2 separate regions of the Mus musculus genome follow, and region 1 is linked to region 2. The links are chromatin loops, found by intact Hi-C in ENCODE. Cell type or tissue: heart. All regions are shown on one strand. Links, peaks and the distances in the headings refer to the core of each region. The heading gives the core; the rest is flanking DNA. Region 1 holds the start of Ubash3b (ubiquitin associated and SH3 domain containing, B). Region 2 overlaps Ubash3b (ubiquitin associated and SH3 domain containing, B).

What was found. A loop is a pair of places that touch in the nucleus more often than their neighbours do. Peaks named below come from ENCODE experiments on the same cell type or tissue, not always from the same donor. Only the 100,000 strongest peaks of a DNase experiment are listed, where the experiment ranks them.
Region 1: a loop joins it to region 2, with 1.8 times the contacts of the local background. A loop is called at or near these places in 4 of 42 quality-filtered maps.

The regions. Positions count from the first base shown.
Region 1 is chr9:41,154,148-41,162,473 of GRCm38, reverse strand. Ubash3b (ubiquitin associated and SH3 domain containing, B) reads left to right here and starts at 4,412. Exons shown (of 14, transcript NM_176860.6): 1 at 4,412-5,175. The coding sequence starts at 5,048. Gm35657 (a long non-coding RNA gene) reads right to left here and starts at 3,831. Exons shown (of 8, transcript XR_870644.1): 1 at 2,848-3,831. In heart, for the core only: a CTCF peak has its summit at 4,730; DNase peaks (open chromatin) are centred at 823, 4,803, 4,883, 5,563 and 1 weaker place; H3K4me3 peaks cover 2,301 bases; H3K27ac peaks cover 2,301 bases.
Region 2 is chr9:41,099,296-41,107,621 of GRCm38, reverse strand. All of the region lies in intron 1 of Ubash3b (ubiquitin associated and SH3 domain containing, B), which reads left to right. Among named protein-coding and RNA genes, the nearest start is that of Ubash3b, 55 kb to the left of the region's middle. In heart, for the core only: no CTCF peak of the experiment used is centred there; DNase peaks (open chromatin) are centred at 2,241 and 4,811; H3K4me3 peaks cover 692 bases; H3K27ac peaks cover 4,807 bases.

The DNA.
Region 1 (8,326 bases), core at 158-8,157, 55 kb before region 2:
GGCTTGCCTACAACCCTATCTTAGGGAGGCGTTTCCTCAATGAAGGTTCACTCCTCTCCAATGAGTCTAGCTTGTTTCAGGTGAACATAAAACTATCCAGTACACTGGGATACTTAGGATCCTATTAAAAAACAAAACAAACAAACAAGAACAAACACAAAAAACCAGGGTCAGGGAAATAGATCAGTGCAAAATGTGCTTGTGCTAGCATGAAGACTAGCTTGAATCTCAGAATGCACCTAAGTGTTGGGTGGGCATGGTGGCCTGTTTGTAATTCCATACTCAGAAGGTAAAAAGGTAGAGACACATCCCAGAGCATCCCGGAGTTAGCTGGCTAGCCAGACTTGCTTTATCAGCAAGCTTGGGGTTTAACTGTGAGACCTTGCTTCAAAACAAATAAGGAAGGTGGGGAATGGTTGAGAAAGATTCCTGATGTCGATCTGGGACTCTCATATACATGAAGAACACACATGGGCTCATGCAATTTTACACACACACACAGACACAGAAAGACAGACAGACACACACACACACACACACACACACACACACACACACACCCCAAACCACTAACTAAACCAAAACTCTTATTCTGTGCTTTCAAAATTATTAAAAATATTTCCAAACTCTTTTTCATAAAAAAAAAAACACCTTCATAAAACTCCCCAAGATGTAAAGCTGGCAGGGTTTCTCTGCGCTACAAGAGGAAGTTAGATTCTTGCTTTATCCACCCAGTTTCCATTGGGTAATCCTGCCCCCACCCTCAAAGAGCTCCTGGGCTCCAGTGTCGTGGGATGACAGCCTAAGGGAAGCCCCACATTCTGCCAGCTGAGGAAACTGAGCCTAGGACAGCAGCACATGATGTCACATGCACCAAGAACTCCCTTGGAGATTAGGAGCTACAGTCACTCCCAGAGGTTCAAAAGCTGCTTTCATTCGTCAGGAGCACACTCGGCCCTCAGACCTGGAAGTAGCCTTCGGACTTTCCCCGCTGTTCTGAAGCAATTGTTGACCTTTCCTCCTGGCCCAAGAGAAGGAGAGGGGGAAAGACAGAACAGACTTCTGAAAGAGTAAGTACGGGCTGGTATGCTGGCTATAATCGTAGCACTTGGGAGGCTGAGGCAGGAGGATACCTTTCAAGCCAGCCTGGGCTACATAGTGAGACAGTGTTTCAGCAAGGGAAGAAGAAGGGGGAGGACGGATAGGAAAAGAGCAGGAAGAGGAAGAGAAGGAGGAAGAGGAGGAGGGGGAGGAGGAGGAGGAGGGGGAGGAGGAGGAGGAGAAGGAGGAGGAGGAGGAGGAAGAAGAGGAGGAAGAGGAAGAGGAGGAAGAGGAGGAAGTGAAGTCAGCTGATCCCATTCTGGGCATCTCTATGGTCTCTGTGGAAGTCCTATTGCAAGAAAGTGGCTGGGGCCAGTAACAAGAAGTGCAATAGTATTCACATAAACAAAAGAGCTTTGTGATCTGGGTGGATTCTGACACTACCGGGCACAGGGACGTGACAACTTGCTTTTCCTCTGAGAGAACAGCAGCTTAGTACTGATGCGTCAGCTCTGTCATTGTGCAAGCCCTCCCCCCCCACCCCCACCCCCACCGCCTCCTCCTTCCCCACAGCTATAAGATACACTGTCAGATGAACCCTCATTCTTCTTCCTCCTTTGTAACATAACAATATGGATGTTTATAAAGCTTCTCCTCGCCTCTCAAAGCCAATGCAATTAAAGCACAATGCATCTTCATTGCCAGCCCTCTAGCCCTGTGCCCAGCAAATAGCAGCGTCCCAATTAAAATAAGTCCAGGCACTGAGCTGAGGAAGGGTGAGGAGCCAGGCTGGGACTTCTGCAAAAACTGCCCTCAGACAGAACAGAAAGCAGTTTGCCCTGAAGGTGACAGGTTCTCAATAGCGGCCTTTGCTGGCTCCTTGCAACTGTTTTGGGGCCCATCATTTTCTCTGCCCTGCAGTTTTCCAGAGGCAGGGAAAAGCAACTGAAGCAAACTGTCCAGAGAAACAGCTCCAACAAACGGTATCAAGGGGCACAGAAGGCAATCACACAGAGCATGGGAGGCATGGGGAGGGGGGCAGAGGTCTGCAATAAAAACACTTGGAAGGAGGCTGATGCAGGAAGATCTTCAGTGTGAGGTTAACCTGTGCTACACAGGAAGACTGCCACAAACAATAGACAGACAGAAAGAAAGACAGACAGACAGACAGACAGACAGACAGACAGACAGACAGACTCAACTGTCTTATGGTTTGGCATCCTCTTTGTCGTCAAAACAGTAAGTGGTTGTTGGCTTACTATGAAAGCTTATTTTTATCAGACTTATTCATTTTATTTTATGTGTCTTTTGCCCACATACATGTCTGTGTACCACATGCATGTTTGGTGTTCACGGAGGTCAGAAGAGGGCATCGGACTCCGTGGAACTGGAGTTACAGAAGGTTATGAACTATCCTGTAGGAGTTGGGAATTGAACCTGGGTCCTCTGCAAGAGCAACAAATGCTCGAGAGGGATGAGCCATCTTTCCAACACACCCCCTCCCCCAAAGTTGGAATTTAAGAAGAAAACTTGGCGCAGTGAGATGGCTCAGAAGAACACTGAAGATCTGAGTCCCGTCCCTGGGATTCACACAGTAGAGGGAGAGAACTGATTCCGGCAAATTATCTTCTGACTTCCACACCCACACTGCTGTGCTCTTGTAAAGACACACACACACACACACACACACACACACACACACACACAGAATAAAAAAATAAAAAAAATGTAAAAGAAAATATCACAATGTAACTTTAAGCTCTTGCATTGATAGAAAGAAGTTCTTAGCAAGAAGACAGTACATACCTAGGACATGGGTGCAGGTTTCTCAAGAGAGAGTCACTTCAGCATCCGGCCAAAGCACAGACAGAATGAGCCACACATGCACAACCCTAAGGACAGCACCATTATCTAGTGAGGGCTCACTAAACTGGAGCCGCTGTTCTGTGCACAGCTTTGGATGCACAAAGTGCTGCCATAGACAGTATTTTCTCTTGATTGAAATCCAGATCATCTGGCTCAAGCCCAGATATCTGAAAAAAAAAAAAGACTTTAGAATGCTGGGTACTGTCCAGTAGACTTTCCTGAACACATCCCAAGGAGGCTAGTCTATGGATTATGGTTTTCTAAGCTGCTTCCAACCACTGCCTTAGCTAGACATTTCCTCTGCTGGGAAGAAGAAACTCCCCCACCTAGGAAATGTGAATTGCCCTTGGTCTCTTTCATAACACTAGGCAGAAATATGCAAATTCCTACCCAGGCTTCCTCTGTCTCACCTTCCCACTTCCAAATGCCACGGATACTCTGAAGAAACACCAGTGGAGGATGGGAGGTCAGGGGATTAAACTTTCATTTTCTTGGGTGCCTTATAAAGCAACATTTAAAGCTATGGCGAGGGCTTTATCCATCTTGGTCACCCTCCTCCCCCTTCCCTGCACTCTAAGTAGGCAAGCAGGAAAGAGCTTTAGTGCCTGGGGAATCTGGAGCTACCGACTACCCCTGTATAGATGGGACTACGAGGATGTTGGGGGTAGAGGTAACCCATTTGGGGGAAGAGGTGACCTGTTCGGGGCACCACGGGGAGTCAAAGTTCCATCTCTTCACGCTGGAGCTCTTCAGTTTTCCTCTGTCCCTCTGAGCTGAATTTTCTCATCTCTAAAAAAACGAGGCTATACAGGTAGGCATCCTCAAGGGCGCCATAAAAGGCCCATGAGTTAATTCAGCCATTATGCTCAGCACAATCATGGGCACACAAATGGATCCAATAAACATTAGGTATTATCATTGTCGTCATCATCATCATCATCACTCCCCCCGCCCCCACCCCCCCACCCCGAAAGAAGATCTGTGCCTCTTCTATTACACCAAATGGGATTGGTTCTTGATTGAGAACAATGCCTTTGTCTCCAGGTGATCAAGCTTTAACAGGCAACAGCAGTAATGACTTCTGTTCTTTGAGGTGGAGGTTGCTGGTCCTACTGGGGTGGGGGTGGGAGCTCACTTGTGGCTCCTATGCAGCAGGGATCCCGACTCCCGACTCAGAACCCTTTTATAGACAGGGTGCGCACTCACTCATGAAAGTCAGCTCTTTCCATTCGGAAGTGCTATAATTAGTGTCCTTTCTCTGTTCCTTCTCCTTCTAGCTCCTAGCCTTTCATTTCTCTGCTTCCCCTCCCTTTTTTCTTCCCCTTTCTCTTCTCCCTTCCTTCCTGGCCTTTGCCCTCTCAGGTCCTTCCATTTCCAAGAATCAGAGGCCCTTTTCCAGAAGTCGCTGTCCAGTCAGTCACTGAGGGCTGTGAGGTACTCGGCCTACAGTGATGTAACAACTTTGTAACTTTAGCGAGATCAATTTGAAGTGACACCTTTTCCCGGGTCTTATGGCTTAGCCTTCTGGACCTCTCCTCCATCCGTGCAGAGGGTTTCCATTACTGACCTCGCCAATGATCAAATGAAACGTGAAATGGGCTATTCTGAAGCCCGGAGGCCCAGATGGATCGATATGCAAGCCAAGGGCAGAGCTACGGCTCTGCGAATCCAAGCACACTGGCCTACTTCTGGAGACCTTCTGTCTAGAAGCAATTCCTACTATGGCTGGCTGTAATCCAGCCAGCCCAGCTTGGGCCGGCGCGGGCGCTTTAAGAGAGGGGCGGGGCCCGGCGCAGGCAAGGCAGGGCCTGCCCACAAGGCTGCTTTTCCTTTTTGATCCATTCAAAAATTACTCATTGCAAATTCCCGGACAGCTCGGGGAGGAGAAGCTGGTGGGGCGGAGGACAGAGAAGGCTGCAGCGGCGCAACGCTGGGACTCCGGGACCCCGCGGGCTGAGGTCGGACCCGCAGCAGCCACCGGCCCGCGCCGAGCTCCAGTGGCCTCTCCAGGAAGCGTCAGTCTCCGCCCGGAGATCTGGGAGCACCGCCCCCACCGTCCTCCCCGGACCCCCAGTCCCCGGCGCGCGGGCGATGGGCGGCCACTGAGCGGGCACTCGGCACCGCGACCCCAGCCCTCGGCATGGCCGCGCGCGAGGAGCTGTACAGCAAAGTCACCCCGCGCAGGGACCGCCTGCAGCGCCCGGGCACAGTCAAGCATGGGTCGGCGCTGGACGTGCTCCTGTCCATGGGCTTTCCCCGCGCCCGCGCGTAAGTCACCCGCCTGGGCCCCGCGACCCTCGACTTCGCTCCGGCTCGCCATCCTGGCGCTGCCTGAAACCTGCTTAGGGGAACACGATGGGCGCGCTGGCGGCGGGAGTGTCGGGCTAGGGGATTGCTTGGGGATGCTGGACGGCCGGGGTATCAGGTTCGAATCCCGGGTTTCGCTGGTAGCTCTGGGCGGTTCGCGCGCGCTCCCCCAGAGGTCTCTTATATTAAGCCCGGGAGAGGCGGGTCCCTTGGAGGACTTGGATCCCTTATCCATCCAGAGTGGTGAGCTGTTTGGGAGCGGAGGTTAGGGGTCGGTCTACTGGTGGCTGGCGAAAGGCGAGGGGCAGCGGGGCAGGGTGGCCGGCGCCCCCGCTGCAGAGGCTTCCAGCTCCGGATGTCGCTCTTGAGCTCCCGGCTCCCTCCGGAGTGGGAGGAGCGGGAGCGTGGGTGTCGCTGCGTGTTCATTGATAAGAGAGGATGGAATGGGAAGAAGTGATTCCTCCAGGGGACCAGGGTTCTCGTCAGTGGTGACGGCAGCGCAGAAAGCTGTGGGTGCTCAAAAGTATGGGGCGGGGTTGGGGGGGGGGCTGCCCTCCTGCCTCCTCCTTCCTTTCCGAGGGTGGGCAGGTGAAGGGCAAGAGAGCACAGGTGGCTGTAGCTGTAGCCTTCTGGGAAGAGCAGGGTTGCCAGCGACAGCCTGCAACAGTTCTCTGGAGCCGGTGCACACCAGGGCAAGGGGCTGGAACCTCTCCTGATAGAAAGCCGTCGCCTTCTCTGGTTAATTCCTGGCTTGCTTATTTCCTCGGTGGAGACACAAAGTTCGGGATGGTGGCAGGTGCTGCTCTCTCTTTCAGTTACGTCACCAGAATTGAAGAGTTGGGCGAACTTAATCAGATAGGGTCGAGTCAGTAAGTTCGTTCTTGCCTCGGCTTTCATTCACGAGGTAACTCCAGGTGTCCTAACTGGGAGCCTTGTTTCCTTACTAACGTGGGGGAGGTCTAAGGAGAGAAGACTCCTATTCAGGAATGCATCGTCCTAGCCAACCTGCTCAGACAGGCTGCAGTGCTGTTTGGCCCGCTCCGTGAAAGGCTACAAAGTGGACCGAGACCTCTGCTTTCTGCTGACTTCCAAAACACTACAACACCTGGAGAAGATATGAAGGGTTTTGCATGGGGTGCCAAGTGGGGGTCCTCCATGGAAGGCCCTGAGGATGGGTGGCGATCTAGAGCCTCCTGAGAACCAGAGCGGAGTCCAAATGTACTGTAGAAGTTGCTTAGTTCCAGGCAGCTGCCATTCCTGAGGTGAGATCAGAATCAAGGACCCAAATTGATTAAATAAACGAAGAAGTGGTTCAGTGGGCTCTTTATGTGTTCATATTTGATATTCAGCGGGGCTTTAAGGGAACAGTCTGTTTCCTTCTGTGGTCCTCAGAGGCCTTGCTCCGGTCATGACAGACTAAAATGATGGCTTGATTAATTCTTCTTTAATCCCTGAGACCGCACAAGAGCAAGATTACTGTCGACATACTACTGAGGCTTGGAAACACTTTATTTACATTACCCAGCTTAGTGAAGACATATTCCATGCCTGTTTTATGACCTAGGAAGCTGGGGTTTAAAGAGGTTATACAACATACTTAGGGTCACACTAGTTCGGAGGAAAGCAGAGACTCAAACCCAGGCCTGCTGTCTGCACTGTCAGACCTCAAAGGAAGAGCCATGAGGTTCTGTGTGGATGTAGACAGGCACTAAGTCGGAACACTGTATCTGTTTCTATCAGCTGCTGGAACAAACAAATGGCTATAGGCTGGATGGCTTTAATCAGCAGAAATGCATTCTCTCCATATTCTAGAGGACAGATGTTCCAAGTTGCTCTCCCTGGGGTGAAACTGTGTTGGTGAGGTTGTTCTCACTCTGAAGGCTCCAGGGGGAGAGCGTCTGGTGGCTCATGGGAATTGTTTGATTGTGGCTACCCCATTTCATTCCACCCGGTCTGTATCCCTAATTGTATTCTCTTTGCACTAAACCCTCTGGGTGTCTTTTATGATACATATAGAAAACTCTCTGTGTGTGTGTGTGTGTGTGTGTGTGTGTGTGTGTGTGTGTGAGAGAGAGAGAGAGAGAGAGAGAGAGAGAGAGAGAGAAAGAAAGGCAGGCAGGCAGGACAGCTTATGAAAGTCTAGTTCTCTCCTTGTATCACATGGGTCTCAAGGAGCAAACACAGAACAGCAAGCTTGATGGTAAGCTCTTGATACAATCAACTCCAGGTCCATCCCTGTCATCAGCAAATGGCAGGACTCTGTTAGTTTTCATGGCTTAGTAGTATTCCACGAATGCATAAGATTGCCCTGTGGTCTCGTGGGTAATCCGGAATAATTACCCATGTCAAAGTCACTCCTGAACGTCATAAGGTCATTCTTTTTTTTTTTTTAATTAGTTATTTTTTTATTTAAATTTCTTTTTTTTTCCATTTTTTATTAGGTATTTAACTCATTTACATTTCCAATGCTATACCAAAAGTCCCCCATATCCACCCACCCCCACTCCCCTGCCCACCCACTCCCCCTTTTTGGCCCTGGTGTTCCCCTGTACTGGGGCATATAAAGTTTGCAAGTCCAATGGGCCTCTCTTTCCAGTGATGGCCGACTAGGCCATCTTTTGATATATATGCAGCTAGAGTCAAGAGCTCCGGGGTACTGGTTAGTTCATAATGTTGTTCCACCTATAGGGTTCATAAGGTCATTCTTGTAAAGTCTTTTCTTTGAGACATAGGCACCTGGCAGTGGTGGCTCACCCATTTAATCCCAGCACATGGGAAGCAGTGGCAGACAGCCTGATCTAGAGTGAGTTCCAAGACAGCCAGAGAGAGCTAAACAGAGAAAAACCGGTCTCAAACAACAAAACAAAACAACATCCCCCAAACCAAAACCAACACACATACACACAAACCTGGAAGGGGCGGGGGACCATAGATATCTTTTGGAGAGTCATTAGTTAGCCTACCACAAAGTATTTTACTGTTTCTGTTATTGCCTCCCTTCCTTTATCCAAGAGGAAACAGAGAAGCTCTAAGGAAGGGAGGTGGGAGGTGGGGTTTATTGCTCTTAGCTAAATTTCTCCTAACAGGAAGTGGTGTTCTTGGTGTCACCTGA
Region 2 (8,326 bases), core at 310-8,309:
TAGTGTTAGTATATTTACTTCCTCCTTGCATCCTTGCTCACAGTGATGCCATGACAATTGACCGTGGGGAAATGGGGCAGGATGATGGCTAAAGACGGATTTCAGGCAAGCTTGTGTTTGTGTTTGTGTCTCACATACTGCCGGTACAACTTTATTGTTTAGTTTTTCCATTGCTCATGTATGAAATGAGACAATACTAATTAATGCCTACGTCACAGTTGCTCTGAAAATTAAGCTAGACACATTAAGTGCTTCCATGGTGCTTGACACGTAAATAGCACCTAAGAAATGTTACTTCTTCCTGTTATTGACAGGCAGTTCTGGGGAGCACTCTGGTCGGAACAGACTTGCATGGTTGCCATCGTTGATGGGAGGTTGTTGTCATCAGAAGACCTGTACTGTTGCTGCTAATGTCCATTAGGAATGAGGTCTTACACTTGCTATGTTATGAGTGTCTGCAGACACCATTCAGTAAGCTTTTGCATCAGCAGGCCTTTCCTGACTACTGTGAGTAGCGAGGGGCTCTCATCTCTGAGGAGCATTACTGATCTTTCATGGCAGATATTTCTGGAGAGCCACCAAGGAAGTCCACAGTGCTGACTACTGCTCTCCTCCTCTCTGCACCCCTCAGCCCCCTCTGCTTCTCTCTCTGTCCTCCGAAGTCATCACATTGATGTACACAGCTTTTGCCTCCCTCAGCAAGGAATAATTACAAAACCCAATTCCAAACAGGCAGCAGAAGTTTCTGTTTGCGTTGCAGGATGCAGCGTGTGCTTCGCAGCTGCGCTCTCACCCGGCAGGGTGAGTTCTTCAGCCTCCACCAAGGTCCTCTGACTATCAGGCCAGTCACCCTGAGATTAGGGGTTTATGAACCTCAGCTCCTTGAAATTTAGTCAAATCTGCATGTTCCAGCCTCAAGAAGGTTCCAGAAACAGAGGAGATTAAAGTGGTCACGGGTCCAGCAGCTTCCTTCAGGGACAGACCCTGTGGGGAGAGGACTTAAACAGGCACTCTCTGGCCATGCTGGAGTAGAAGGCACACCATGGAGGCAGTGGGTGGAGCCTGTTGAGGTCCAGGATGAAGAGAAAACTTGGGGTACAGGTAGGGACGATGAACATCCTGAAAGGAAATCTCCAGCCCCTCTATGCCTTGGGACATTGAATGTCCTTTGATCTTCTGAGGATGTCTCTCAGAAACTCTCAGCTTAGAGTTTTTAACCTGGTCAACTCTAAAAGGAAATGTAGGTTACAGACATGAGCTCCCTCTATCCCCAGGAGGATGGCAACCTCATATTGTCTACTTTGAGACTCAGGTCAGGCTGCAGGGCAGAACCCAGAGAACTTGCTGGAAGGGAGAGAGGAAGGACGGTCCTGTTTTCCTCCTAAGACATGGGCATGGCTGCCGCAGCCTCACAGTTTATCTATCATAGAGAGACACGTTGTCTGTAGTCTCCAGTCTCCTTTCCTTGGATTGGCACAGATCTGAGCCTGAGTTTCTCCAGCACAGCTGACACCTAAATACAAGAAGCTGAGCAAGACTTGGGAAGCTCGGGCTCCAGGCTACTCTCACGGGGCGTCCTCGGGGCTCCCTCTGAACATCCTGCCTGTGTCAGCGGCCACGTCTTCTAGGTCTCAATATTTTCCTCCAATTATCTTACCATTCCCCGGAGCCTTAAAGTAAGGATGAGGGAAGAGATCCTGTCTTCCTTGTCCATCCTCGGCCTCTTTCTGGATCTTGATTTCTCATCCCAAGAACTGCTTAGGACCCCCTGTAACTGAAATAACAGAGACTATGGGGAGAAGACTTGGAGGGAACTTCCTGATCATGTTGTATTGTCCGTTTAGTGAGTTAAAAGAAATTCTATACTGATTGATGTAGATACAGCTCTTTGCCCCCAAAGAAGTGATCCTAGTCTATGGTTCCCCCAAACAATCACTTCAGGGCATCATGAGCCTGTAGCCCCAAGGAAGGTATTCTGGCCACACCCAGATAGTCTGGAAACCTGTGGTCCCCAGCCACAAGTATTAGGCGTGGTTGAATCACTGCAATCAGCCCAAGGGCTTGGTGATGTCAGCTGCTGCCAGTGGGGGTGGGGAGATGGTGGCTATAATTAGCTTTGTGAGTACCCCATGTTCAGCAGAGGGGAAACAGGCCCCTTGAAGTGTGTCTGTTTTCCACTGCTACACCCCGGGGGTGTCACCGCAGGTCCTTTTAAGCTGCCCAGAGTGTCTTGTTCTCCAAGAACTGCTGTGGCTGTTGGTGGCGGTTCCTTAGCTTTTGAGAAGTCACACAGGGCCTGGTCAAGCATCAGCAAATGACTTCCGGTTCCCTTCCCCCTTCTCTCCACTGACAGGGTGACATTAGACCTAGAAGACAAGGCCGCTGACACAGGCAGGCAGTTCAGAGGGAGCCCCGAGGAAGCCCTATGAGAGTAGCCTGGAGCCCGAACTTCCCAAGTCTTGTTCATTTTCTCGTATTTAGGTGTCAGCTGTGCTGGGGAAACTCAGGCTCAGATCTGTGTCAATCCAAGGAAAGAAGACAGACAGGAGACTACAGTCAGCCTGCCACTCAACTATAAGGGATTCTTTCACCCAGGACTTAAAGCCACCCAAGAAGAGCTGCATATACACACTCGACCTAATTCAGTTGTCACTTTCCTTGTTCCAAACAACCTATTATAAGGTCTCAGGCTTATCTACAGAGTTGTAAAGTCCTGCTGGTCTCTGTGACAGTTCACAGCATATGCATTCAGTGCCGAGAGGCACCAGGGAGGGCTGTTGAGTCTACTCACTTGGCTTTGCCTCTCAGCTCTGCTGAGCTATTTGGCCTCAAGTAACTCCTTCAACTTTTGAGGACCAGCCTCCTGATCCTTAAAATTGGGATCCTTAAAATTTGCATCACGGGACTCTCCAGCCATTAGTTATGACCAACATACAAACAAATCAATACCGCATTCAACAGACTCTTCGTAAAATACTATTTGTATTGAGAGTGATAGTAGAATGCAGAAAAAAATTGCAGTCCTAGGTTTTTTTTTTCTTTACTCAAGGACTTTGTACCGTTAACTTAATGCTTTCTCAATGAACAATACGTCTCACCCATGAACACATTTTGTTGTTATTATTGTGAAAACTATTTGAACGGGACCAGTAAGATGATAGAAAGCTAGAAATAAAAAGCTAGGCTACCTCACGCAACCTGCATTTTGAGAAAGGAAAAGGAGAATGTGTTCCTTACGGCAGAGTGACCCGAATACTCGGGCAATGGAAATACAAAACCAAGTAACACTGTCTTCATGTCAAATATTGTTCTGAGAACCTGAGAACTACGACCTCAGTTGTAACCGAAGACAGCAGGGAGCAGCACCGACGCCCACTTAACAGAGATCTTTTAACCAGTGTAATCAAAAGTCAGAGTAATTCAAGACCCCATAGCTCCTAAGTCAGGTCCCCACTCTGCCCTAGATATCCACCAGTATCTACTAATTGTGCTGAACTTATCTGGGAAGCTGGGGGCAGGTGAAAGTTTGCCATTAACATTTGTGATGGAACAGCCATTAGGAAGACCCAACACTCCGACATCTTACATTTGCACTGGCCCTCCTGCTTTCTCTCTCTAACCTCTCTACTGAAAATAAGTTTCCAAGAGTAAGAAGCCTAGCGTAGGCCCCATGACATCATCAGCACTGGCTTCCTGCGACTGTGTCAGTCCAAGAGTAAGAAGCCTAGCGTAGGCCCCATGACATCAGAATCAGTACTAGCTTCTCTTGTCAGTCGAGAAGTTTCCAACGGCAGGAGCAACTGGGCTTCCAGTGAGGGCTCATGTCCTCTGTTCCCCCTTCCGGCCAAACCTAAGGTATAAAACACACTAACAGTAAAACTTCTCAGCGCATTTTCTGCATTCTCTACTCTTCCCACTTTCAGTGTCTCCTTTCCTATTGAGGGTACTGACATCACAGCATCGCCCTGTCCACAGCCAGCTGCATCCTCCATCTCCAGCAAGACATAAAGATGGCTGAGTCCTCCTTGGCTCATGATTTCTTAAACGTACTTAGCCTTCAGGAGTCTCCTCTCTCCACCTTCTCCATTAATTGCTTCTGCTCAGATCCTGTTGTGAGTTATTTCATCTCCTCCCCTAAATATTGGAGGAGCCCAGGCTGAAAACCAAGGCCCTCAAACTTGCTGTACAGATGCTATATATAGAGCTTCTTGTGCTCTTCCTGCCTCTTCTCCCCAAGGGCTGGGACTGCAGGCAACCCCATCACACCTGGTTCCTATGGTGCTCTGAGTCCAATGGAGAGCATTGTGTGTGCAAGGCAAGTATTCTGCCTACTGATCCACATCCCCAGCTGTTCCCAAATCAGTTTTATTCATATTCCTGGCTTTGAATAGATTCCATATACTGATAATTCCTGTGCTGACCTCCCAACCCAGGCTGGCTCTTTCTCCTGTTTCCTAGAGTCAACACCCTGTGAATGCCAGAGCAAAACTCTCTCCAGAGAACTAAAAGCCTGAATCTTGTCAGTCCACACAGAACACTGTATGACTATCATTCTGTGACTCCCCAAGGAGAAAAGGTCACCCTCTCCTAAGACACATCCTAAAGAGGGGAGAAACATGCTCCCAAATGTCACCCAGAGCCGATAGTGCGCCTTGAAGGCTGCCTAGTCTAAGGGGTTGTGCTGCGTGGTTTGGAAAAGGGTTTTAAGGGAATGAACTGACTTGGGTAGGAAAGGAAGACATCTTCGAAGGCCTTTCCAAACCACTAAGGAACAAACGTAGCTCCCTCCTCCCACCCACGCACCACTGGAAATAACTTTAACACTGGAAGTCGGCTGAACAGGCCGTCTGGATCTGACTCTTAAAGGGATGGCGTTCCAACAAAGAAACAAGGAAATCATCTTGAGAACCACTGAACTCTTAGGCAAGTTCACTCTGTCAACTAGCCTCAGGGAAGCTTTGAGCTAGAGCAAAATACAGAAAATACTATCACCGAGGAAATAGTAATTATGACCAAAACGAACAAACAAACAAAGGCCTAGTTGTCTGCCCTGCCACCACACCCCTGCTTTTAAGAGTGTGGAAGTTAACAAAATACCAGCTGGCCTGGTTATTTGGAACCTGTTATTAAAACTAATCTAGAAGGCTAGGGATGTATCTCCATTTGCAGGCTGCCTGCCTACCATGCAAGAAGCCCTCCCTGGGTTTGATCCCCAGTAACACACGAACTGGGTGTGGCTCATGCTTGTAATCCCAGCGCTTATGAGACAGAGAATGAGAAGTTCAGGGTCAATGACCCTTAGCTGTGTAGGAAATTCAAGGCCAGCCTGAGTTACATGAAAGAAAGCAAAAGAAATCCCTTCCAACAAACAAAAATCACCTGATCTGGACTAATCTTCCTTTTATCAAATACTAGCTGAACACCTACTGTGTGCCAGATGCTGGCCTTGTCTCTGGGGTTACAGGAGTCAATGTGATTTAAAAATCTCTTTGCCATCATACTAGAGGGAAGAGACCACACAATAAAAATGTGTGTATCTCAGAGAGTAATCTGGAAAAGAATAAAGCAGGAAGGAAGGGAAGGGATTTCTATTTGTTACAGAAATGTCCGTTAAGCTAATAAAGGACTCAGAAGCCACGTGGATTCCGTAACAGGAACAGTCATGGCAGGGGGACCAGGGGACATCAACGGTCTGGGGCAGCAGTATGTTTAGAGGATTAGAGAAATGATGAATATAAATAAGTTGAAATCTTTTTTTTTTTAAAGAAAGAAATGATGCCTAGACTAGCTGTTTCAGTGGAATGAGCAGGCAAAGGAAGGTGGGAGATGGAACCAACAGAGCTCGAAGGGGCTACTAAAGGGTTTATTTTACTTTACGGTTTGGGGAAGAAAAGGGCTCACACATCCCTAGGTTGGCTTCGAACTCAGAATGTAGCTAAGTTTTACTTTCAACTTCTGATCTTCCTGTCTCTTCCTGTCAAGTTCTGGGACTATAGGCATGGTCTAGTGTACCTAGTTTTATGCCATGTTGGGCATCAAACCCAGAGCTTTGGTCATGCTAGGCAAACACTCTACCAAATGAGAAATCCTTCACCCAATATCTGTGTTTTGGCTGCAGAAAAACAAGATCAAAATTACCATTGCCAGGTTGGAGCTCACTGGAATCCAAGCACCAGCTAGCCAACACTAGTGACCTAGTCAGTGTGGCCAACAGATTTACTGACATCAGTAAAAGTAACTCACTGAGGGACCCAAGGTCTAGGAGAGGAACACTCTCCTACTTGGAGATGACAAAACCAAGGGAAGAAATATGGTTGTGATGCCAGTCTGGCATTCACAGGATGTTGACTCTAGGAAACAGGGGAAAGAACCAGGCTGGGTTGGGAGGTCAGCATCAGCCATCATGCTTAGTAGTAGATTTTGTTAGTGGGACAGGGTCCTGGCTGGCCTGAAGCTCACTGTGAAACCTTGGACATTTGATTTTCCTGCCTCCACCTTCTGAATACACAAGCATATGGAACCATGTTGGGTTTCTGCAGCTCTTGAGGTCCAATCCAGGGCTTCAGGTATGGAAGGCAAAGCCCACTGCTGACTGAGCTACCTCTCTAGCACAGTTACCAGACTTTTAAAGAGCAAAACGTTGCACAGTGGAGCTGGGGACGTGGCTCAGTGGTTAAAGTGTTTGCTATGCAAGATCAAGGACCAGAGTTCAGATGCCCAGAACGCAGCCAGGAGGAAATGAGTGGGTGGGGTGGCCACCTGTAGGTCTGTGCTTAAGAAGGAGAGGTAGGGACTTCTTGGAACTAGCGGAAACTTACAGAAATGGACCAAGTTTGCTGGCTAAAGTAGTTGAAATGGCAAACTCCAGGCTCAGACCATTCATCAATAAGGTGGAAAGCCATCCAAGAAGATGCTCAGCATTCACTTTGGAATTTTACACATGTGCACACATGTCCTTATGCAGCCATATACATGCACACACACATGCACGAATGCGCACGTTGCAATGCGTGTGTGTGTGTGTGTGTGTGTGTGTGTGTGTGGCCTTTGCCAGTGTCCTTCAACCCTTCCTGTGTGTTATTTCCTTTGCTCTGGAAGCTTCCTGTGGAAGACACATTTCAGGAACATTTTACAGATGAAGTCAGAGAGGCAGTGAAAGCTGGGACTAGCCGAAGCCGGCTGCCTATTGGCAAACCGGTAGGATCTGTCCCTCAAGACACTTGCTCCTTCCTAGCCTTGCAGGGCTTGCATGTCTGCATTACGTCTCTCCTGACCACTGGTAGGAGGGGTCCCCTCCTCTGCACTCTAAAGCACAAGGACTGCATTCAAAGGCGTGGTAGTTGTCTTTGGCTGTGGAAGCCATTACTAAATTGATGTCTTGCTTCTGACTCCCCTGCATCTGCTGGGCTTGGTAGGGAGGGGTGGGAGAAGAGTGTGTGTTCTTTGTCTAGGAGAACACATAGCAGCAGCAGGAGCCACCTCTGCTCTAAGTGTGAGGGCTCCTCTCCTCCACGCACCCAGGGAAGCCACCTAGGCTCCACCCTAGAAGCACACCACAGCATCCCATCAGCGTTAACAGCATCAGCCGTGTGATGGTGCAGACTTAGGACAGCATCTCGAGAGCGCCCAGGATGTTTCTGAAGGATGCGTTCCTGAAGCTTTCTCCAGAGATTTTTAACTGAGCAGGCTCTTAGGACGGATCCAGAGATCTATAATTAAATTAAAGGAACAAACCCTTTGGCAGTTCTGACAATGAACCAGGCTGGGAACAGTTTAGATTACTAAACCCTTTTGTACATAAGATTTCATTTGTTCCTTTCGGCACACGAGGAAGCTGTTAAGCTCCTCTGCAGATGTGACTCAAATATGGTAAATAACTTGTTCTGCACCACTAAGTTAGTAAATGGCACCAAGGCCTTTGTTCCTAAACTCAAGTCTACTTCTATTGCAGTCTCCCCGGAGACTCGTTCTCGATCTCGGTTACCTACAGGTATGGGTTGGGTTTTGTTGTTGTTGTTGTTTTTCCTCATACTCCACTTCCCAGTGAAAGGCCAGGATCAATTGCTCTTCCCTGAGAGCAACTCTGAATGGGTTTAGGAAAAGAGGGGACAGGTAAGGCTCCACGGAGGTACTACCAAGTGCCCTCACATGTCCTGGTATCTGGGCCCTTCTGGGCTAGCAGTGTCAGTAAAACAAGCTTCACCCATAGCAGGCAAGGCCTAGGAGCTCGTAGACTGCAAACTAGCCTTCATGGCTGAGTAGTTGTTTCCACCCAATTCCAGGAAAGTGTCTGACCTGAAGCTGAAGCCACTGACCACAGGCATGG